Linked DNA regions of Mus musculus: all the other regions are linked to region 2. The links are chromatin loops, found by intact Hi-C in ENCODE. Cell type or tissue: left cerebral cortex. All regions are shown on one strand.

Region 1 (5,000 bases), 240 kb after region 2:
CCGATTTTACCTTCTAAATGTTTCTACTAGTAAAAGGGAAACCATGAAAATTGTGTGTGTGTATGTGTGTGTGTGTGTGTGTGTGTGTGTGTGTGTGTGTGTGCATGAATTTATATATGATCATGGATTCTAATGGTAAACTTTGAAGGAAAAGAATCTATTATCAAATAAACTAAGTCTTTCATGATGGGTATAACTAGGCATAAATTGTTGGCATATATATAAACAGCTAAGAAGATATCCAATATTTAGCAGGTTAGTTGAATGAAACCTCGATTCATGGTTAAGTAATGGTAAAAGGTTTTTTTAATGGTTGAGTAGATGGTTTTTACTGTAGATATAAGGAAGATTACAGCCAGAGGCATCTGGAATTGTTTAGTGCAGGGAGAGTAGGTAGACTAAATATAACCAGAATACTGAACTGGGTCATGAGAGGAGAGGGTGGGATAAGAGAGGAAGAGAAAGGCAGCAAAGGGAACCAAGGAAGAAGAAGATCAAGAGGGCTCGTGGTAAAAATGGCAGTGCTATATAGGAATCAGGAGCTGGGGAAGGGAAGCCTATGAACTATGAAATTTAGGACAGACAGCAGGGAGGGTGTGAAGAGCTGAGAGGAGCCACAGGTACTGAGTGAACCTGGAGACCAGCATTCTCTTTAGTATACTAATAGGCCATATACTAATAGTTAGCCATTTGTTCCAGGTTTCTTTTGAACTTGACATTCTAGTCTTTATGTTCATGATAATCACTTAATCTATTCTATAACTGTATTTTAACTGAAATTAGGTAGTCATTGTCAGGATTTAGGAAGGCTAGAATGCTATTTAAAGACTGGGTAGCAGGGCAGAGAGGAATTGAGCTAGGATCATCTTTCTTGCCACCCACATATTGTGGGACCATCTGGGGCTAGTGAAGTGTAGGCAGATTTGAAGTAATCTAGAAATTGCAACTTTGAAGCAGTCTAGAAGTTCTGGTTCAAGTCAGAGGCTCTGGATGGTTGTAAATTCTATCAAAAGTATCTAGGTTATATGGGTTTTCAGCAACTCTGGGGCAAGCTTATTTTTTTTCACAATTTATGGTCTTTGATTGAAAATCTGTTGGGACAGATATAGACTAGCGACAGGAGGTAAAGTTAAGGAGCCTAGGGGAAAAATCTTGAGTGTATACTTGAACCATTCAGGCCAATGGTCCTAACAGTTGAGGCTGTGGAAGTTGTCTCAACACTAGAAGCATAGACAGACAGACAGACAGACAACAGATGAGAGGGGGGAAGGGGAGGGGGGAGGGGGAGGGGAAGGAAGAGGGAGAGGGAGAGGGAGAGGGACAGGGAGAGGGAGAGGGAGAGGGAGAGGGAGAGGGAGAGGGAGAGGGAGAGGGAGAGGGAGAGGGAGAGGGAGAGGGAGAGGGAGACGGGGAGAGAGAGGGAGCCCATTCTTAGGAACAGGCAGTAGGGTAGGCTGGCTAGCTTAGGATATTGATTGACAGAAGTACTTATCTGGAGTCCTTTTGACCTTGTCATGTGGATATAAGTCCATGAAACTTGCACGAATTCTTTTAAGTTTACAAAAATATAAGAGTTTTAGACATTTAGATGTTAGCAACACAACTGTTTGTAATCTTTACTCAAATTCACATTGTAGAAACATCAGTAGTCTCATATCTGGGAAAAGACACCTTAGTATGATTAAAAGTAATTCAGAGTCTTAGGGAACTAGAAAAACTGAATTGTGTGCACCATAGGCACCTGAGTGTTTATCGCCCCAGTATCTTGAAAGAACCAAGTCATATTGTTTCAGAGAAAGTACACCCTTCATGGAAACACTGAAATTGGCATTTCCTTAGAGAAAATGAGTGCATTTTTCAAAGGTGCTTAGATGGCATTCTTTGTTGGCTGGAAATGTGATGTATCTGATGCTTTTAAATGGGTTATCACAGAAGAAGAATTTTAGAGATCTTGAATGGAAAAAGGACACACATACACACACACACAAACACACACACAATGGCATAAAAAAATGAGACCCCTGTCCTGCTAATAAAGAGGAGAATCATGCCTACCAAAATGGTCCAATCTATAGAATCTTCCCTGGGGAGTAGCTAACCACTGAGACCACTGAGAAGTTCCCTTCAGACAGTTTACAGATCAGTGTGACTTTTCTGAGATGACATCATGGATGATTGAAGAGTATATTATAAGAACATCAAATTTTCTACTGTAAATCTTCCTTTGTAGCTTCCCAAAGAAACCTTGAGCAAATAACCAGTCGGGGGAAAATTTTCAGTGGGGAAAGAGACACAGACAAATATCTCAGAGATCATTAGATAATAACTTCAAACTTAGTCCTCCAAAGCAGAGAATATTGTCTGGTTTTCATGACAATGTTTTAATATAGTCTGCTCAGCGACTGCTTCAAGTGTCTTATGGGACCTCATTACATCAGTTCCAGTGACACGGCATCACTCGTAGCTCACTACAAGGACATTGTTGTACTGGTAAATTTGTTACTTGGGCTGGATGTGAAGGGAAAGCTTGCCCTTCTTCACTTAGCCCTGAAGACTGAGGCCTGGAGTAGTCTCTAGGCTCATTCACTCGAACAGCTGGCAACCAACACAGAGTGTTGGCAGGCACCTTAACTGGAGCTCTTAGCCAGAACCTATCCATGTCACTGCTGAGTACAGCCTGGGCTTCCTTACAGCATGGTGGTTGCATGCCAATCACCATAAGCACTCTGAGGAAAGCACACAGTGCCAGAAGGAAGCCATATTTCCTAAAGCAGTGCCATTTTGCCCCATTCTGCTCTCCAACCAGTCACCAAGTCCCAACTAGGTTCAAGAGGCGGGATATGCATACTTAATGGTGAGTGACATGGTCCAGAAGATCCCACAGTTCCAGAAATGCCATTGCTCCCACATGGGAAAAAATCCTTCTTTCCATTTTTCTGGCTTTGAATCGAGTTCCAAAATGTACAGTTGGAACAAATATGCTATGAAACCAGAAAGCATGCTCACATTGTCTCCCAGGTGGATAGATCTTTTTAAATGACAAAGATTATTACATGCCTAATCGGAAACTTCTCCCACTGCAGCACTTATCCAAGATTTATTATCATCTGGGGAAGAACTAAACACTGCCCTTATTTGCCTGCTGCTCCATAAATATTGATTAGACAAATATTTGACTTTTATTCACTCACTGTATACAGAATTCGAGAATTCATCTACTATTGTAAGATAGGCCAACAAAATACCTTTAGTCTCCTATCTCTGATATAAACCAACTATCTGCTGTCTGTGAGAGACAGGGGTTTCGACTCTCTCACAAGGGGCCTTTACTTCTGACTTAGGAACCTCATGCTGTTAACTGGGCTGGTAACGCTATGTACTTATTTATGAACAGGAAGGTAACACCATGTTGACTGCCATGGAAACACTTGGCTATTGACTGGATATCATCATAAATATTGGGGTGTAATAGAAAACTATAGCTCAAGTATTAAAGAGGAATTTTCTCATCTTTGGCTGCAAATTTGCCTTCAGTGTCTTTACATTGGTATCTGTTAGAGGCAAAAGCTTTGCCTTTAACAAATATACCTAAGTTGCCTGTTGTGCACTAAACATTTACATCAGTAAGCTGTGGACATCTGTTAATATTCCATCAGCAGGTGCAGTCCCTGGGGACATAGTGATGAGCTTACCTGAGCAAGCAAGTCGGTAACTCCAAGTGCTATTCCTGTGGCCACATGGCAAGATTTTTGCCAGGAGTTGATCACAGAGAAAACTTATCCAGGCTGGTTCGAAAAGAGCACTGTCCAACATGCTGGCACTAGTACAAAGTGAATTGCTATAGCCCTGTATCTCCTACCCTGATTGGAATGATGCTGGGGAAAAATATAAAAGATAATTCTCCTAGTGGGCAGAACTAGCAGGGTACATATTGTGGTCCAGTTTTCCTGGAAGGAGACATTGCATGTGAAACAATTGAAGGGCAATGACTAATGGTTTGACCAGATGGTTGGAGACAAAGGGGTTTGGATAAACCTCCCAGAATTAACTAAGAATTCGAGATTATTTTTGTCCTATGCAAATGTTCAGTAAAAAGTTCCCACTAAAGATGAGGCTTTCAATAATCAAGGGGACAACTTGTTCTAAACGTAGATGCCAGTCAATCTTGATTTTCCTCCCCCAAATCCCAGGCATGTTTACATAACATGTTCATTTAAATTGCAGCCATGGCACTGTAAGGGGATTTTGAATAGACTCAACAAATGGACTCCTCACTAATACAAATTTGGCTATCATCAGGATTGAATGCCCAATTTTATAGCAAAAGCCACCATCTCTGAACCTCAGGCAGGTCCCCATATCCAAAGGAAAGCAGATAGCCTGTTGGCAGCAAGTTGGTTATTTTGGACCCTTCCCCACAGTGGATTTTTCCTTATTAGAATACAGACTTATTTTGGATCTGGATTGGCAGGCTCTGCTTGCCTCTCTTTGCCAACAATACCATCTGTTAACTTCCTGAATGTCTACTCATTACGAAGTTAACCCAAACAATATTACTTCTCACTAAGAAAGCTTAATTTATAAAAGAAATAAGATAATAAGGTGATGTGCATGAAATTCGCTGACATTTTTTTGCCAAAATAACTAGCCATCTAGAGTATTAAAATACATTATTAAATACTCAGTTGCAATGCCAACTACAAGACAATACTCTGGGAACCTGAGCGACTTTCTAATGAAATATGGTCCACATTGTTATGTTGTATTCTCAGCCACAATAATAAAATACACTCTGTGATTAAGGGGATAAAATGAACACATTCTTTTGATCTATCATTCTGGTTTATTTAAAATTATACCACAAAGCCTTAAAACATGTTATGGGAAATTACTTCATTCAATCTTCCAATGTCTGACTGCAATCATTATCACAAAATCATAGTGTTAGATTCATGTGTATACAAAAATAGTTAGAATGAAGTTATACTATTTGAGGTGGC
Region 2 (5,000 bases):
GCTCCATAGTTCCAAGGGAAAAATTATCTGTGGAACATGGACCATAGAAAGCTAGGATTTAAAAATTATTCATTTTGTCACAACTAACAGCAAGTGTATGAGTATAGTTCATACAGAATATGAACTTGTACTTATTTTTTATGATTCTGGCAGGAAAGCCCAAGCCACATGCAAGTTGCTGGATAAATGTGGAAAGTAAAGCAAGAAAGATCATGGTAAATACTGCCATTGAGATAGCAATTCTCAGACCAAATTCAGATGATTTAAAGAATTGGAAGCAATCAGGAGAGCCAATTAGAGCTACTTCCCTGCTAATGCTAAATAACATTCATTTATAGTTGAATGTCTGAAATATTTGAAATCAATGGGAAAAAATGTCCACAAAGCAAGAAGCCAAAACCCTTGGTTCTCCTTGTTGGAGAAAATAATGCTAAGTGACTCAATCAAAATGAATCACTTGAGGCTATTGTGTAACTCAACGTAAATTACACCAAAACTACCAAATGGGGTTACAATCATGTTTGCAATAGAGTCAATGATATTTGAAATAAAGCCAAAGGAAACAAAAACAGACAAGGGCCACAGAGAAAAAGCCTGCTGTGCAAGGGAGGGTATCTCCACATTTATCTCCATGGTCCTGATCATTTTCTGATAAATATCTTGCACCTTGCATTCTTTCTTACATTATGATTAGGAGTCAGAGAAATGGAGAGTGTGCTGCAAGATTGTGCCTCTTAGAAAACTCAGAGTGAGTCTGTAACCATGAAGCCTTGTAGGCAGCCGACGCCTAAAAGATGGCACTGGTCTCCAGTACACCGTCACCGTAAACAACACCACTGCAGGTGCTAGCCGGAATCTGGCGCCAACTCCTCCCAAGCGGGTGCATGCAAATTAAGGTACCGGCAGACTGACCAATCCCAGGAGGACACATAGCCCTCCCCAGTGCTGGGGTGTATATAAGTCCTCCCTGGGTTCCTGGGGTTCCATAGCATCGAGGCATTCCTGGAATAAAGCTGTTGAGAAGAATCTGACCGACCGTGATGCATTTTCCTTGCCGGGTCGAGGTGGGCACAACAAAGCCTCATCAATATAGCTGCATAATGAAGGTCTAAACAACAATGCCACCAAGACACAATTGGGGGGAAGCACTCAAATCCTAGACACAAATCTATGGTCAAGTATAGAATGATGGAAGAGGAAGAAAATAATATTACGCTGAGAAGAGCCCCATAAATGGTTATCCAAATATAAGTGGTCAACCCTTAAATCATATGTGAACAGTTACCATTTTAGAGAATGAAAAGTATTAATGTATTTAGGAATATATATATATTATCATACACAAAGACACATGCAAGTGCACACGCGCACACACACATACACACACACGATAACAACTACAGAAAAAGAGTCCTTGAATTTGAAAGAGAACACTGACAACATTAACAGGAGTGTTTGAAGGAGGGAAGGGAAGGAGTAATAATGTAATTATAATTTCAAAAACTTATAGCAACCCTATATTTTGCTACAATTTACTACTAGAAGATGCTATTTAATAAAAAATAGAAATAAAGCTTTTATTATTTTAGCCTAAATAAAAGAAATTCTGAAATATAGAGCAAATATATATATACATATATATGTGTGTGTGTGTGTATATATATATATATATATATATATATATATATATATATATATTCACTGAACTACTTTACAAACTTGCTATTCCTTTGACTTTATGCAGATTACTTTTGCAGAGACCAAATCACTCACTATGATTTGCATTCCAGATTATCAGTCTCTAGTTCTGAACCATATGTACACACAATCTGAATGAAGATTACATACATCATTTCCTATGCTAATCACCATTGGAGCAAAAAGCAGACACTAAAAAAAGCCAGCCAAAGTCTTAGTAATTTTTTTCTCATAAAAAATGCAAACAACCATGTAAGTCACTTTACTTTCTGCTTTGTAAATAGCCACTCAAGTATACTTCTTTCTTCTGAAGAGGAAGGGAAGAGGAGAGGGTGTCATTTATCACAACAACCTGCATCCAAAATAGCAATTATCTTAAAGATATTTGTGGGAAGAAAATGACAAATGTTTTATACCTTACATGGAAGAGCTGAGGCTGCAGCTGGCCTTCAAAGTTCATTTTATTACTTTATGATTCAGCTGTGTCTGCCAAAAGGCATCATTCAAAAAAAAAAAAAAAAAAAAAAAAAAAAAAACAATGAAGTTGGTAATTAGGTGTCATCCTATAAAGTCCCAACTAAAAATCTTAACTTTTGGTAAATTTTGACCTTAACATCAGGATCTGCTTCACCGAAATACTTCATTAGTGTTAAATTTTATGTCTGACGATTGCAATAGATCATTATATGCCATTGATGATTTGTTTGCAATTAAGTACAAACCTGTATTGTGATATCATTTCACTAAAGGCAAATTCCCAGCTGAGGAACAGTGACTCAGGCTCACACTGGAATTTACAGATAGCTCAGATTATTGTCAATGTTGATTGTGACTCACAGGAATCACATGAAAAAAGAAATGATAAATATAAATATCTGTTTTGAAATATCTTTAAAAACTAGTTCTAGGCTGCGGATGTAACTCAGTGGCAGAACAGTTTCCTAGTATGGACAAAGCTCTGGATTCCATCCCCAAAACTGCCTTAGAGAAAAATGCAAAGAGAATGATTCCACACGTACAAATAAGTGCACATCAAAATCATGGTATTCTTCCACTTGGCTCCAAAGACAAATTTTCTGCTTTTTTTTTTTTCCTGCTTTTAAGTGCATCCCAGACAGACCAATAAGCCTTGGAGTATCAAAATAGCAATCTACTTTTAAGTGTTTTAAGCTAGGAAGGTACTCAGGATCTTTAAGCTAGGAATATTCTTGACTAAAAGCATCCACCCTTATCTCCTGGCTCACCATTTGTCTTTTCTCCCCAACTCTGCTGCCTAGATAGGTTACTTCTTCCTTATAATAGCTGCCACCTCCTAGAGTGCTATCTGCATCTATTCTTGCACAGAGACAGGCTATTTTCCACAGTACATTGTTTCCACTTATCTCTCAAAACCTAAAAATGGCATTCCATATCTGTGACGATCTGGATTCTGGCTACTTCTGTGAATCATCTTTTTCCACTCTCACTTGCTCAATCTAAATTAGCCACAGTCTCTCTCTATAAACATATACATGAAGCCTCTTTCCCTCTCCCTCTCCCTCTCCTTCTCCCTCTTCCTCTTCTCTTTTCCTCCCTCCACTGTTCCCTCCCTCCTTCCTCCCTTCTCCAACACACAGAGTGCTCAAAATTAAGTCCCTGAATACATTTAAAAACCAGTGAAAAGCCTTCAGTGATTACTACACCCGGAGAGTGTCTGCCTGTGACTATTCTCTGTTCAGTTCCCTTCAATGTTTACTTTTTTCAATATGACTTTATTTTCTCATTAAATGTATCATTATCATCCATCCTACCAAATTTACATGAATCCAAGAACAAATATTTGCTTTTTCTAGTGCAGAATCTCCAACACACTGGACCAGGGAACCAGTAAGTAGTTGTTCAATGAAATAAATTATCCTTTTTAATTGAATTTGAGCATTGGTAGTCAAGGATGAAATGTTGGAAGTAGGTGTGTGTGTGTGTGTGTGTGTGTGTGTGTGTGTGTGTGTGTGCGTGTGTTTATGCTTATGTGTGTGAATTTCTTGTTAAAGTAATAAAATTTCACGGTGGAGAAAATAGTACTGCAAAGAGGAAATAAATAGAAATTATGATTACCATTAATTTGATCATTCAAAATAAATATTGTTAACATAGTGAATATGTTGCTGAGCTCTTTCTTTACCTAAGAAAATTCTATCCTTAATATTAAATGTATTTTCACTTGAGGAAAATATATTTTAAGTCAATACTAATCATGGTCTAGATGATCAAAATATAAATAATGTTGATCTACTTTTTAAGCATTTTGGAAAACTAGGTCAGTTGGGTTTGCTATAACTCAACCTTTTCTTTGCTTAATTTTTAATATAAAATTAATAAAATTGTCATTTTTTCTGGTTGGTTTTGTGTCAGTTTTATACAATCTAAAGTCATCCAAAAGGAAGAAGCCATAGTTGAGAAAATGTTTCTGTAGGATTGGGCTGTAGGCAGGCTTTTAGAGTATTTTCTTAATTGGTGATAATGGAAGAGTGCCAGCCCATTGTGATTTGTGTGGCCTAATGGCTGGTAGCCTTTGGTTCACAAAGAAAGCAGGCTCAAGTTGGGATCTCTAAGTTCCCTCTCCCTACTGTTGGACATTTCATCAAAGGGCTCTCCCTATGAGTCCTGAGAGTCTCTCACCTCCCAGGTATCTGGTGCATTCTGGGAGTTCCCCCCAACCTCCCATTTCCTGAGGTGGCCTGTTTACATTCTTTCTGGTGGCCCTCAGGGCTTCAGTCCTTTTCCCTCACCCAATACCAGATTAGGTTTCCCTCTACCCCCCACTGCCCCCCAACCCTGTCCACATTCCTTCCTAAGTCCATCCTGTCCTCCCTTCCTACTTGTGATTGCTTTCTTCTCTCTCCCAAGTGGGACTGAGGCATCCTCACTTGGGCACTTCAGCTTGTTGAGTCTTTTGAATTCTGTGGACTATATCTTGTGTATTCTGCATGGGATTTTTTTTCTTTTTTCTTTGGCTAATATCCACTTATTAGTGAGTACATACCATGCATGACCTTTTGGGTCTGTTACCTAATTCAGAATGGTATTTTCTAGTTCCATGAATTTGCCTGCAAAAGTCAGGATGTCCTTGTTCTTAACAGCTGAGTAGTATTCCATTGTGTAAATGAACCACATTTTCTGTATCCATTCTTCTGTCGTGGGAAATCTAGGTTGTTTCCAGCTTCTGGCTATCATAAATAAGGCCACTACGAACATAGTGGAACCCCCTGTGGCATGGTGGGGCATCTTTTGGATATATTCCCAAGAGTGGTATAGCTGGGTCT
Region 3 (5,000 bases), 320 kb after region 2:
GATGTTTCTGTCATCAAAGAAATTTCAGTGAATTTGGAAGCTCTGTCTTGCAAGCTTCTATCACTCAAGAAATTATAAAGCTCTTTCCTATGCCAGAAATCAGAATTGAAGACCAAACTTACAACAAAGGAACCTGCCAGCACCCAGCTACAAGGATGTAAAAAGCTTTGACTTAGGAAATCAAGCCTAGATGAGACGTAAATTTCTTATTTTATCACACTGTATAATGTAATATTAAGATAAGGTATAAGGTCCTATCACTTTGTTGAATAATATTGAAACTAAAGAAAAATTAATTTTTAAAATGACATTGGTCTGGAGAGATGGTTCAGTGGTTAAGAGCAAGTTCTGCTTTTGCAGAGGACTCAAATATGTCTCCCAGAACCATGTCAGACAGCTGAAGTCACCTGTGACTCCAGCTGCAGAGGATAGCACTCCCTCCTCTGGCCTCTCATGCACACATATCTTCAAATCCCAATACACATACTAATAATGAAAACTTTGTTCTCTTAAAAAAAATAGGTACTTTTTCTAGAACATATTTGCCTCTTGAAGATTATTATAAACTAACTTTTTATAGATATTCACACGGAGATAAAAACCAAAATAGCACCGTGTGGTAAAGACTGGCTGGCACACACCATCCACATGCCTCTACTCCTGAACTCATAGCTGGATCAGTTCTCTCAGCCTCAGTGAAGCAAGCTGTAGAATATTTTCTCCAAAAGAGGGCAGGCAGCACTGATGTGTGACTGCGCCACTCTACACTTCCTCTGGAAGAGCCACCACACTCTTCCGAAGCTCAAATTAGAAAAACCATAATAATCCTGGAAAGCATGTGCAGACATGAGATGGAGTCGTAAGATGTGAGGAGTCTTGGTCCCTGCCAGCATCACTACTTGGAGAGCCAGAAATTCAAGCAGTATGGTTTTGTAAGCTATATGTAAGCATTGCTTCTGTTACACCGTTGGGGAAATATTTGTTACAGCAGCTACTGCTGACCAAATTAAATTCTGTCTGTGGCACTTTTAGATTCATGGACATCTAGATTGATAAGCTTGGCCTTTCTGCTGAATATTCTGAATAATGAGACACAATGGCACCATTGCTCCATTTACCACCCTTTTTGAGTAGGCTTCTAGAGCCTAATGGCTACCAACTGTATTATAGCTTTCTGTGTGTATTCTACTCAATAAAGAACAATGTGGACATGCAATAATGTCTGTTAAATTTTGTTTGACAAGGTTCGCATCCAAATACACGTATATTTCTAGCAGACAGATGCTTTTCATACTTCCTTCCAGCAATGCTAATGCTTCGCTGGAGTCCTAATTCTAATACCTTGTAATCAAGAAAATTCTAATACATTGTAATCAAGAAAACAAGGCTGCTCCAACGGCATGTCAGAAGGGAGTGTCAGAATCCACAGCACAGTTGAGAAAAATCGCAATCGCAATCTGAGAAATTCTATAAATTGGGGCAGATTCAGAAAAGAACATTCTACCCCCAACACACAACACACACACACACACACACACACACACACACACACACCCTACACATGAATGTGCTGGGAATTTTCATATTTGTGACCACAGAAAATTCCATATCCAATATGAATCAAGATCACCTAAGAGCACTTCAGATGGTCTTGACCCCTTGTTTGTTACTGTATTTGCCATTACTTCATAAGCAACAAATTTGTGGGAAATGTGAGATATTTAAAAGTACCAAACAGAATCCAGTTTTTAACTGGTTCTAGGCCAGTTCTACTGATAAGGAAAAAATCCAGCAAAATTTGGTGATAAGTGAGCCATTTCTATAAAACATGATCCTTTTTGAGCTACACACATACTTTCCTATTTTTTCAGTATATGAGCATCCAAAGACGCAAGAAAGCCAGCTGTCTCAACAGCACCATCGCAGCCCACTTCTGCCTTGTCTATCAGACAGGGGATCTGTGTTGCCAGCCTACTGTCAGCACTGGGGAAGAGAAAGCCAAGCAGTTATCAGTGATTCTCTGTGCCTTTAACTTTACCACATTAGCCAAGAATAATTAGCAATGGTCTGAAAAGGAATTGGATTTAAAAAAAAAAAAGCAACAATTCACACTTCAGCATTTATGCAAATCTGAGTAATTTAAATGTATGAGATGATTAAGAAAGAACCTTCTCTTTAATTCCCCAAGAGTATGTGTGTCCTTTTCTCTTTATGCAAATTTCTAAGATAGTCTGTTCTTTGATTCTTTTCTTAGATCACCACACCGCTTAAATATAAAACATTGTAAATATATAGGATGGAGTTAGAATCTTGCCTGTGGCTTCATATGAAACTATGTAAACCTCTAACAAAAGCAGTATTCAGACTGGTTTTGAATTGTCAGGATCAAGTTGAGAAGAGTGGTACAAAAAAAAAATATATAAACGCAAATGTCTACTACGGAAAGTCTTCAGAACAATTTGTCAGGTCTAATAAATGTAGTGCCTACATATAAACTCTTAAGTGCCTTAAAGCTTTGTGCCCTTGCATCAATTAACATTTAATTTGACTTTTTAACAACCTCACTTATCACTGGTTTTTTCCTGCCTGTGAAGCTAACAAATGTTAGAGTTTCAAAGCTGGCAGTTTATGATTACTTATAACCAACACAATTTCAGGGTAATGCAGTAAGAGATTAATAGACCACGGGGGATGACACAGCCACGGGGCTTGCTATAAAAAGAGGGATGAACTACCATAATAGTAATGCCTCTCTTGAATAAATGTATTTGAAAGCTAGCTAAACCGATCTCCAGAGGGAAGTCTTCATCTTCATTGTATTAATAGTGCTTTTAATTATACTTCAGTAGTAATGTTAGGCTTTTGTTTATAAAATAATAAAATAAATAAGAATTTTCTTAAATACCCTGTCTTCCGATACTGGAAGTAGAATGAAAAAAAAAAATTGTGTCAAGGAAGAGACTGAAAGAGGCAAGAATTTTATTCTCATACTGTTTTTTCATTCATAGGTAGTTGCCTCTCTTTTTCTCTCTTTGTGTGTGTGTGTGTGTATGTATGTGTGTGTGTGTGTGTATATATATATATATATATATATATATATATATATATGTGTGTGTGTGTGTGTGTGTGTGTGTGTGTGTGTGAGGGCGCCTAGGTAGGAGAGAAGAGGATATCCAGATCCTCTGGAACTAGAACTGTGGGCCTCCCGATGTAGGTGCTGGGAAGCACACTCTGTTGCTCCCTCAGACAGTAAGTGCTCTAACCACTGACAAATCTCTCATAAGCCTCCATGAATTTTAGACTTAAGTTAATAAAAATGGTGTTATTTTTCTATTTTAGGATAAAAATACTTGATATTTACACATGCAAACAAACACACAAATCTATTGTTGGTATTAAGAAACACAAGCATTAACTCCACTATACTGCAAAAAAAAAATTGCGGTAGCAAATTAGTTAATACTAAAGACAGTCATCCTGTTTTCTTTTCAAGTAAAACATCTATGGACCCTCTGGCCATAGTTCTATTTGAAAACTGGTGGAAGAAAATTTCCAAAAATGTCATATACCAGTTAGATGAGGGAGAGTATCTAACACTGATTCTAATTCCTTCCCAGTTAGGCTTTTAGCCTCGGCCACTCGGCCTCCATCCTCCTCAGAGTCGTCTTTCCAAATCAAGTGGGATGAAGAGCAAGCTCTCAATTGTAGAAGCATAATGTAGCCACAGTCCCAGCTCTCCCTTCCAGTTATGGTTAATCTGAACTCTGTATCTGGGCTGACAGTAGATACGTGATGATTTTGTCTATGTGAATAATTCCTCCAAAGACTCAACCCCATTTCCCCCACCCCACTCATTCCCACACTGTAGTCTGCTCGCTGAAGAAATCAACCAAAGCACTTTATAGGAAGTCTAAGATGCACTGCTTTGAATCCATTCAGTAAAGGATTTCCATTCAAATAAATTGTTTAAAATCAGTATGTCTGTATTTGACAATCGGAAGATGTGGAGATTTTATTGCTAAGCTTGTGTTCAATCTTTCCTATGATAATTCTATCATATTCATGTACTTTTATCAAAAGTAGCTGAAGCGGGAACTGGAAAGAGGACTTAGCATTCAAGAGTATTGGTTTCTTTTCCAGAGAACCCTGGTTTGAGTTCCAGCCCTCAAAATGTGGCTCATAACTATCTGTTACTTGAGTCTCAAGGGATCTAATACCTTTTTCCAGTCCCCATGGGTACTGAAAATGCATGATACACAGACATACATCAGACAAAACACTCAAACATATAAAATAAGGAGAAAAGAAAAACACTTTTAAATGGCTGAAGCAAATTTTTGGAAAACACAAAATTTCAGATGGGTTTTGATTTTTTAGGCTTTGGATACATGTGTGTGAGCTGGGTACAGTCTGTGTCAAAATACTAAATAATCATATTGCAAAGAAATTCTCTTTTATAAACTAAAAGCATCTAATGGCTTAATTTATTGAAAAAAGAAGAGCTGATTTAAACCACATATCACTCAAAGATATTTTGAATAAATTACCTATGCTATATGTTAAAAGGAAAGAAGATTTGTACATATATTTTGTGTATGCATATATATATATACATATATATGAAAAAAGAGTTATAGTAAATCAATGAAGTTGCTATTATCACACTTCCAAATTCTTCCTATCCTTTGAGATTATCTAATTAGTACTAGGTTTTCAATACCCTTTTACTCACCATTTCTCTATAATGTCCCGAAATTTTTATGTAGAAGGCTCAGTTTAGTTCTATAACTAGTTATTTCCATGCATGCTTATATATTTGCTAGATATTCAAAATTTTTAATAAAATTAAATATGATTGTATAAGAATTTCATCAGTTCTACACCTTAGTGTCTTATGGCCTGAGGGAACCTAGATGATGCTGTAAAATATGCACATTCTAGCATCTATCCAAGTTTACTCCCCAAATAAGATTCTTACTCAGAGAATGCACACCATCTAC
Region 4 (5,000 bases), 410 kb before region 2:
TTCCCCATAGAAGACTATTTTTCCTGCTCTACTCCAAGCTTTCATACGTTGCCTGTAGCTATTTGGGTTAAATGTCTACATTTTAAAGCAAACATGGTAAATTTGAGGCCTTACTATCTTTTGTACATTCTTCTTCACAAAATACCTTTATGTCACCTATAGACTTTCAATTTGGATTATGATGAATGACATACAATGCTCAGAATGTCATACCAGTTCAATGATGGCAAGTGTGAAATGATATATCAGTGGCCTAAAGAAAAAGAGAAATTTCTTATTCAGTTGGATTGTTGCTCAAAACAATTTAATTGATGTAGCTAAATCAAACAATTAATCATAGTTTAAATAAAACTCCTTGCTACTTTACCATGTGATTTCCAAGTCAATAATATTCCATATGACTATTTTAAAGAGTCGATTTATTTCAAAATGTTTATGCTTAGAATCTAAAACTTGGGCTGGAGAGGTAGCTTAGCGGTTAAGAGCACTGACTGCTCTTTCAAAGTCCTGAGTTCAATTACCAGCAACCACATGGTGGCTCACAACCATCTGCAATGTGATTGACACTCCCTTCTAATGTGTCTGAAGATAGCTATAGTGTACTCATATATATAATATAAAAGTAAATCTTAAAAAATCTAGAACTTGTTGGTGAAATTTCTTGTAACTTTTTCATATTGACAGATATTTTCAATTTTCATGCACAAATAGTTTTAATGAATTTATCTTATCAATATATACCCAAATGAAGACCAAGATAAATATTTCTCCTTACAGGAGCCTGATATAGCTGTCTCCTGAGAGGCTTTGCCAGTGCCTGACATATTCAGAGGTGGATGCTCTCAGCCAACCATTAGACTGAGCACAAGGTCACCAATGGAGGAGCTAGAGAAAGGACCAAAGGAATTGAAGGAGCTTGCAGCCCCACAGGAGGAACTACAATATGAACCAACCACTAACCTCAGAACTCCCAGGGACTAAACCACCAACCAGAGAGTACACATGGAGGGGCCCATGGCTCCAGCTGCATATGTAGCAGAGGATGGCCTTATTGGACTCCTAGCAGTAGGGAGTGTGGAACCTGAAGTGGCCACCTCCTGACCTCCACTGGAAGGTTGGGGGCACCAGCCCACCTACAAAACTTTTAGCCCCAACTTGTCCTGCCTACAAGAAAAGCTGGATCAAAAATGAAGCAGAGGTTGAGGGTAACCAATGACTGTTCTAACTTGAGACCTATCCCCATGAACAAGAACCAGTCCCTGACACTGTTTATGATACTCTACTATGCTTGCAGACAGGAGCCTAATATAGCTAACCTCTGAGAGACTCCAGCCAGCAGTTTACTGAAACAGATGTACAGACCCACAACCAAAGATTGAAAAGAGCATGGGGACGCTTCTGGAAGAGTTGGCCAAAGGATTGAGGGATCTTGAGGGGATAGGATCCCCACAGGAAGAATAACAGAATCAACTAATGTGGACCTTGGAGGGCTCCCCGAAACTTAACCACCAGCCAAAAAGCATACATGGAATGGACTGAGGGCCCCCTGCAAATATGTAACAGATATCCAGCTTAGTCTTTATGCAGGTCCCCCAACAACTAGCGCAGGGACTGTTTCTAAATCATTTGCCTGCCTGAGGATTCAGATCTCCTACATGAGCAACCTTGTCTGGCCTCAATGGGAGAGGATGTGCCTGAAGTGACTTGATGTGCCAGGGTGGGGTGACACCCAGGAGAGCCTCCCACTTTTCAGAGAAGAGGAGGTGTTACAGGATAGGGGCTGTGTGAGGTGGAAACCAGGAGAAAAGGGTGCTGTGATATGGATGCAAAGATTATAAAAAGAATCAAGAAGCAGTAAGAAATATGGAAATAGAATCATATTCATTTTCGAGACTATCTCTAAAAGTTTAACAGAAAGCATAATTAAATTCTGTGTAATAAAGTTATGAATTATGATTTAAAAGTTAGATCCTGTCATTTCCAACATCTTTTATAGATGTGAGAAGCCAACTAAGTAAAACAAGCTTGACACAGAACGATAAGTACCATACGATCACACTTTTATGTGGCATCTATAAAAGCTGGTCTTAGAGAGGCTGAGAGTAGAATGACAAGTAGAGGCTGGGGGGATAGGAAGTCATCAGAAAATGTAGATTATAGAGTGGTAAGTAATATTTGGATGGAAGAGACAGATACTTTTTTTTGTTACATTGTCCCATAGAAGCTTAACTATATATAATATGTTGTTCTTAAAACTGGAGGCTAGGGAAAAAAGGAATTTAAATGTTTTACCATAAAAAGTAAATTTTAAGAAATTTCCATAAACATATATGTATATTATGCATATGTAATGTGTATATGTATATATGCGTGCGCATACACCACACACACACAAACACATATACACACATAGTTGCAGAGGACCCATGACTAAGCCATACCATCAAGCTCTTCTGTTTGTGAGACCAAATCTTTTGGGTTCAGACTCCTTTTTAGGGAAACTGGCCTAAGATTGAACTCAAGTTGACTAACAGGCCAGTACCTAGCACCAGTTTCCAGGTTACCTCCCAAAAAATCCTATGTCCAGAACCAGTTTTCCGGTTATTCCCCAACAAATCTGTACCTCCAGGTTCCAAGCCTACCCCTAATACTTCACGTCCTAAGAACCATGGATCAGGAGGAAAACAGAAGCTTATGGTTTGGCTCCCAGCACCAAGCAGTTAGGTTAAAGAATATCATGCCACCCACACCCATTCAGATATGTAGCAGATTAGATACCCACTTCTTGCCTCTATAAATACTCTCCTGAAACTGGGCTTGGGACCCCTTCCCATTCTCCTGTGTCAGAATTGGTGGTATGGCCCCAGCTCGACCTTCAATAAAAGACCCTAATGCAATTACATCAGATTTGGATCCTTGGTGCTCTTTTTAGGGTTCAGAAACAGTTTCTGGCACAACACTGTGTTTACATACAATTCAGTACACAGGGATCACTACACATGGGCTTAAAGACCCATTCTGTCCCATTATTTCATGGGAGACTTATTTGAATTAAGCCTCAGAAGAATTCAATACCCTATAATAATGCTGAAGATATCTAATGAATGTATCGATGACTTGAAAACTACTGATAATCTCTTATTATGGACTAATTGTTTAATACATTGAAAGCATCAAGTAAAAACTATACATCCACATGTATATCATCTGTAATTATCTTGCTCACTTTCAAAATCTTCAAAGGCTACCTTTTCACTTTCCTTAGCATAATAATATGAACATAGTAGTTATTTGTGTACCTGAGGACAAAGGTAAGAGCCAACTTACACTATCATATTTGAGCACGTGAAACTATGCAAAATTTGTAATTAATGAATACAAGGAGAACACGAAGTTCCTTAGGGGAACTGTGTTGTAGCATAACTCAAATTACAACCTTAAACACAATTAAGGTTTTAATTAAATTTAATTTATTATAAATTGACTTCAATTTGATTTAATTGGAAACATTAGAAGTATTTGCAGTGCTTATCTGATATCAATCAATTTTCTAATGATTAGAGACAAGAAAAGTAAAGGACATTTTCCAGTGGTTAATTTGAATTTATTCTATTTGCATTAGGCTTAAGAAATCTATATTTTATAAAGCATACTAAGTAATGCATGGGAGACAAAATGATTTATATTTCATGAAACCATATCCATTGTCTGTCACTGTCAAGTATTATCTTTGTAATTCCTCTTTTTAAAAATGCCATTTTTTGTCTCAGCAATATTTGTAATGTAGAACATCTGTATGGTTTCATAAAAAGCACATTGCTCACAGCTGCTCATTGTACTGCCTGCAGCTGTGGTGTAGTCTGCTTAGTAATGCCTGGGCTTCCCATTTTATCCCTGAGAAGGAAACTATGAAGCCCAGATGGTGCATATTAATTATGTGGTAATGGGTGCTGGCTTGGCTTCTATTTCTCAGCAGGCCTCCTATTGATCTCAGTTCTGTCAGGAGCTGATACATGTCTGAGGAGGAGTCACTTTGTATAAATCTCATTTTCTTTATCAATAGAATGGAAATGCCAGTTTCAGCCTGTTTTCTCAAGCTCAGTGTTTATGAGGCTACACAGGATCATCTAAACCCAGGACTGACTATCATAACCAAACAGGTTCCAAGCTCATATACCTCTCTTACAGATTTTGTATTTCTCAGAATACATTCATTTGATGAAATTAATTTTTTCAACTTATAGCAATGATCATGAGTAGTTGATCTTTTTCTCTTACTGATCTTGTATTCCCTATAATAAAGGAAACTAGATATTATGAGAAGCTAAATAAATCTGACTAGAATATTCTTGAGATGTGATTTAATAGCCACATTAATATACAACCTATTTGGGGGCAGCATCCTTCTTTCTGTATTATTTTGTTTTTGGTTTTTGGTTTTTGGTTTTTGGTTTTTGTTGTTGTTGTTGTTTGTTTTTGTTTTTGTTTTTTCAAAACAGAGTATAGTAATGATTACTGTTTGATAAAATAAATTTCTGTGCTGTTCATTTGGTATCTAACAAAGAATACTGTACTCTTCCTTGAGTAAGAGTACATCTCCCAATCTCAGCATTTCTTAGTTGTCTGTGGCTATTTGTGTAGGGAGAAGTGCTGGGCTTTCTACTGTTGTTCTCCTTCTTTGGCTGATGTTTAAACTGGCATGTAGGTGAGATTTTATGGTCATACCTTCTGACATTACTAGGAGACAAAGTTTCACAACAGACTCCCTGATTCTTTTGGTCTAACAATTAATTAAGAGGATTGATATTGAGAGAGAGCAAGCAAGAGACTGCTGCAGGATTGTGGGAGAGGGAAGGGGAAATTATGAAATTATGTCATATTCTCAAAAATAAAAGAAATAACTATAATAGATTATGATGAAATGAAAATAAATCACTGTGGAATATTTACTTAAAATAATCCAGAAGATAGAACAGAGGGGGCAACTTTGAAGTATAATA
Region 5 (5,000 bases), 120 kb after region 2:
GTCAGCATTTGGAAGCTGATTATGGGATGGATCCCCGGATATGCTATGACAGTTCTTATAAAGGAAAACATTTAATTGGGGCTAGCTTACAGTTTCATAAGTTTTGTCCATTATCATCATGGCAGGACATGGCAGTATACAAGCAGACATGGTACTAAAAAAGGAGCTGAGAGAGTTACATCTTGATCCACAGGCAACAGGAGACTCTGCCATACTGGGCAAAGCTTGAGCATAGAGACCCCAAAGTCTTCTGTCACAATAACATACTTCCTCCAACAAGACCACGCCTATTCCTGCAAGACCACACCTCCTAATAATGTCACTCCCTGTGGGCCAGGCACTCACATACATGAGTCTGTGGGGGGGCAGACCTATTCAAACCACCATAGAGATGAAGTTAGCAATGAAGTAATGTACCAATAAGGCTAGAGCCATTATGGCCCTGTCAGGTTCCAAAGGCCCAATACTTGTACTGAGGATAAAACCTTCAGGCAGCAACCATATGAGAAGGCTTGCCAGGTGCTGTTTGCACAAGAGCAACAGCAACTGCCCCATCTGCCCTTTGCTGTATGTACAGAGACACACCAGAACTTACTGATGGCCCACAATTTTAAAAATTCTATTGTTCAACTAACAACACAATAGAATAATTAATGCATTCACTGTTGTTCTGTAATACTTTAAAATCATAGAGTAGAGTGAAGGAATGTTGGACAATATGATGTGCCTACTAATGTTGATATGTTAGAACTTTAAACAGATTTTAATTTTAATTTCATGTAGAAAAAAACTCAAAATAATCACCATAATACCTGAACATTATGAAATAAATTCAACAAATGAGATTGCAATTATGAATGTGTAGTGTACTACTACATTGATCTAGCAGGGGTTACTGTAACCCTGTTCTAATCTAAGTGGACATTGTGTGTTTCAGAATCCTCTTAAAAGTAACACCTAAGGACAATCTGAATTTGAAAAAATATGGTGTAATGTCACACAATTTCTTATTAAATTTCTCCTTTTTATCTAAGTTTGTGTCAGGAAAATAAGAAAATCAGGAAATAAGAAATGCTTACTCCAGCAGGACTAGAGTGTTATGAATTGGATTTGGTATGAAAATCAATGCACTAAGGACCAAACTACAGTATAGAAATTATTGCATAGAGAGCTGTGGGAGTCCCAGGGACTATACAGACAAAGAGATAAAGTTCTTTCAGGATCCATCATTTGGGAAGAAGATAACAGGATACATGGAAAAAGAAGTTGGACCCCACATTGGCCTTTATTCTCTTACAGATAGCGATGACTCTATCATACCACCTCAAGTTACTAAGAATACCAAAGTTATAGCCCATACATAGTGCTATGCTTTCATGTCAGCTCTTTACTATATTTTACTCTCTTAGCAAAATTGCATTACAGAGAGTAAATATGCCAGGTCATGAGTATAGTCATATCTGTGATTAATAGATTAGACAATAGATATGTGTATGAATGTTATGATGTAACCAGAAAGAGGAGAGATGTCTTTAAAGGGCAAAAACAACAAAAAGGGGAGCTATTAGCCCTATTTAGGGCTCTCTCACAATGACCAGTGAAAGAATCTTTATGAAAGTCTTTCATACTTAAAACCTTAATTGTTACAAGGAGGTTAACAGTGTAAATATAACACTTCAAACTTGATAATAACCTTGCAGAAACCTGTTCTGATTCACATGATCAGCTGGTAAAGAGACGAAGGTCAAATTACTGCTAAACATTCTTTGCTGAGGAACAACTCTGTAATTCTGTAATGGAAGCTAAATTTCTTCTTCCAGGACCTTTCACTGACAACATCAAAATAAGCTCAAAAGACAACATGCCCAGAACAGCAGAGAATTTGAAGTCACAGAAGTGATACATAGTAACATTCTGTGACTCCTGAAACAAAAATGCTGGGGAGAAATCCCATAGTTCTCTGGAATCTACTAAAGTGAAGCACACTTTGGAGTTGACACTGGAAGTTATGCTTCAAGGATAACAGTACATGGTGTTCCATTGTTAAATTGATATGCCAGGGTATTCATTTAAATAAGCATGTGAAATTATGAATTTTGTGTGCATATGGCTTTATGTGTAATGCATGTGTATGCATGCATGCATGTTTATATGCATATATGCAGAGGCCATAGGTCAATATAAGGTAACTTCCTCAGGCATTCATTCTCCTTCTTTTCTGACACAAAGTTGTCACTAAATCTGGGACACACCAAGCGAAGAGGCCAGCTTACCAGTGAGCTCATTCATCTTCCTGTCCCTTCTCCACAGCCCACGGGCTTGGACTTGACTCACAGACACGTGTAGCCACATTTAGTTAGCTTTTTATACATGAGTTCTGGGGGATTTAAAGCAGTCCTTTGACATATTTGGCTTTCTCCCCTGTCCAAGAGTAAAATTTTAAGTGGAATTAGTGATAAACAATAGTCAGAAATATATTTGAACAGGAAAGGTTTCCCACTGCTTGTCAGAATCATTGTAAAAGAACTGCAAGTTTTAGTCCACTGACCTCACACACACTCTCAAAAGGATTTGCTATATTATATTCTGAGCTATTAGCATTATAGTAAAATTAATACCTTAATAACAATAATACCTCCAAGTCATATGAAAGGGTAGAATAGCACCCCTTGGAAGTTCCCCTGAGATCTAACTCTGGTTTTGCCCTTAATATTCTTACATCTCTATTCTTCAAAGAAATTTGTGGTTTTTTTTTTTTAAACTAATTCCTCCACCCACCACATCATGATATATAATAAATATTTCCTTTCCTTGCAATAAAGAAAAATCACTTAGTTTCCTAAATTCTATAAAACAGTCTTTTTTCTTTAGAGTTTTTAAAAGGCAAAACCTGGCAGCTGGTATCCAGCCAAGGAGAAAATAGAAAATGTTCAACTTGTTCCTGCTGCACTCTGAAGATGGTATCACTTATAGCTGCAATTGCTTCATATGCATCTTGGAGGCTGAACTATAAAGCTCTAAGTTTTCTGATTTACCTCACACTCCAGATTTCAATGCAACTTATTGTTGAGGATTTTCCAGAGGATAAAACACTACTAACATCTATGCCTTATCTTCTCGTCACATTTATTAATTCAGCTAGCTTAATGTAAAAGTAAAATGGGCTTGTATATGGGTCAGGTTAATACTTTGAAGGTCTCTCTTGTTATGTAAGCCCAGAAAATGATAAATAATAAAAAGTAAATAAAGTATTTTTAAATATGTCACTCTGCTAGAAAGGAAAAGGAACATCTCTGTACAAGATGTCCACTTTAGAGAAAAGAGTGAAAGAAAGGAGGAAGAGTGGATCTAAGAAGACAGGAAGGTGGGAAAAGAGAAGAGAGTGAGGGACTGAGATACTGAAAGAGGAACAGGGAAGGCCCAGCAAGGAAGCCCTCAGACTGTGTCACACAGAAAGTCTCCTTTTCTAAGAGTCTTAAGGAAGATATTGTTTGTAATTCAAACACAGTCCATAATAAGAAAGTACCTGGTGAACACCTGTCCCAGGAAGCGGGTACTAAAACCCAACAAATCAGTTTTCCAGCAAAAGAGATATTTGAGGTAATGGCAAGGTGTGAAATATGTATATGTGGCCAATGATTCCTAAGTATGAAAACATTCTACCTATAATGGCTTTGCCTTTTGTCAATTGTTGCTAATCAAAAACATATTTACAGTTTTCATTTTTGTTCATTTCTTATGTATCAGTAAATCTTTTGGATGAAGTAACCCAAAAGATATGTTGATTGAAGACATCAATGCCACATTTTTATTTTTAAGAAGTTGTTGCACTTTCTTTAGACGTTTTCTATTTTGATACCCACCATAGGTAAGGCAGAGATATTACTCACTTACAAAGTCAGAAAACAAAATGAGTTGTAGAAATTTTTTCATCTGCTTCTGAAGCTAGTAACGCTTGTCACAAAGATTATCCTGTTCCCCAAAGACAATAATTTGACATAGGCAACTGCCAAAGGTGCTGTCACATGTCACTTTAGGAAGTATAATTTTTCATTTAGCTCAATGAACTCTTCTTTAAATTTTATTTCACACGTTATTGATTCCATTTTTTTCTATTCACATATACCACATGTGCTAGTTAGTTTATGTCAATGTGACATAAGTTGGAGTCATTTTGTAAAAATGTTCACCCACTAGACTATCCTTTGTAAGCCTGTGGTGCATTTTCTTGATAGATAACTGATGTGGGAAGGCCCTGGTTGTTCTGAATGGTACACCCTTGGGCTGGTGCTGTAAGATGCTATATGAAAGCCTGTAAGAAAGCAGGCTGAGCAAGTCATGAGGAGGTTCAAGCTAGTTATAAGCTAGTTATAAGCATCCCTTCCTGGCTTTTACATCAGCTCTTGCCTCTAGGTACCCAATCCAGCTTTCTTCTCATGTGGAGGTGTTAGCTGAATAAACCATTTCCTTTCCAAGTTGCTTTTGGCCATGGTATTTTCTCACAACAATAGAAATCCTCACCAAGATAGAAACAGATACCAGGTCATGAGAGATCACAGTGATGGACCTGATCACGTGTTTTTGAGAGAATCATTGGAACATTTGAATTTTGAACTTGAAAACAGATGGAGTGCTCATAGCTCAGTGGCCTGTTTTTTGGGAACTCAGAGAGAAGTATAGAGAAGGGAGACCTCGCTTGTGAAGTTTCAGCAGGAAGCAAAGACAATCAGAGTTACTTAAGTGATATTTTGTGTTAAGACTCTGTGGTGTCTGAGCAAATGAGGCTAAAGAAATAATTATAATTAACAAGACCAACACCCACCACTGAAGTAAAGACTTTGCTTTTCTTGGACACTAGATGCTGGTCAGCTGGAACTAGGGAACTGGCTATAATCGAGACCAACATCACTGACTCAGGATCAAAGTGTTTCCTCTGGGTAAGCCTATGGTCAAGAGGTGGCCAAGGCTGAACCTTGTACTAGCAACAGAGCTTGGTAGTG

What was found. Peaks named below come from ENCODE experiments on the same cell type or tissue, not always from the same donor. Only the 100,000 strongest peaks of a DNase experiment are listed, where the experiment ranks them.
Region 1: a loop joins it to region 2, with 9 times the contacts of the local background. A loop is called at or near these places in 2 of 42 quality-filtered maps.
Region 3: it touches region 2 in a loop (5-fold over the local background); 2 of 42 quality-filtered maps call a loop at or near these places.
Region 4: it touches region 2 in a loop (2.0-fold over the local background); 2 of 42 quality-filtered maps call a loop at or near these places.
Region 5: a loop joins it to region 2, with 4 times the contacts of the local background. A loop is called at or near these places in 2 of 42 quality-filtered maps.

Annotation. Positions count from the first base shown.
Region 1 is chr3:70,307,146-70,312,145 of GRCm38, reverse strand. No RefSeq gene overlaps it. Among named protein-coding and RNA genes, the nearest start is that of Gm23477, 81 kb to the right of the region's middle. In left cerebral cortex, no CTCF peak of the experiment used is centred here; DNase peaks (open chromatin) are centred at 895, 2,671, 3,988, 4,432 and 1 more place; H3K27ac peaks cover 447 bases.
Region 2 is chr3:70,542,175-70,547,174 of GRCm38, reverse strand. No RefSeq gene overlaps it. Among named protein-coding and RNA genes, the nearest start is that of Gm6634, 260 kb to the left of the region's middle. In left cerebral cortex, no CTCF peak of the experiment used is centred here; DNase peaks (open chromatin) are centred at 1,951 and 3,038; H3K27ac peaks cover 1,018 bases.
Region 3 is chr3:70,220,818-70,225,817 of GRCm38, reverse strand. No RefSeq gene overlaps it. Among named protein-coding and RNA genes, the nearest start is that of Gm23477, 5.6 kb to the left of the region's middle. In left cerebral cortex, no CTCF peak of the experiment used is centred here; DNase peaks (open chromatin) are centred at 769, 1,926 and 2,290; H3K27ac peaks cover 1,117 bases.
Region 4 is chr3:70,956,556-70,961,555 of GRCm38, reverse strand. No RefSeq gene overlaps it. Among named protein-coding and RNA genes, the nearest start is that of Gm6634, 150 kb to the right of the region's middle. In left cerebral cortex, no CTCF peak of the experiment used is centred here; DNase peaks (open chromatin) are centred at 1,735 and 2,047.
Region 5 is chr3:70,420,171-70,425,170 of GRCm38, reverse strand. No RefSeq gene overlaps it. Among named protein-coding and RNA genes, the nearest start is that of Gm23477, 190 kb to the right of the region's middle. In left cerebral cortex, no CTCF peak of the experiment used is centred here; DNase peaks (open chromatin) are centred at 2,310 and 2,936; H3K27ac peaks cover 953 bases.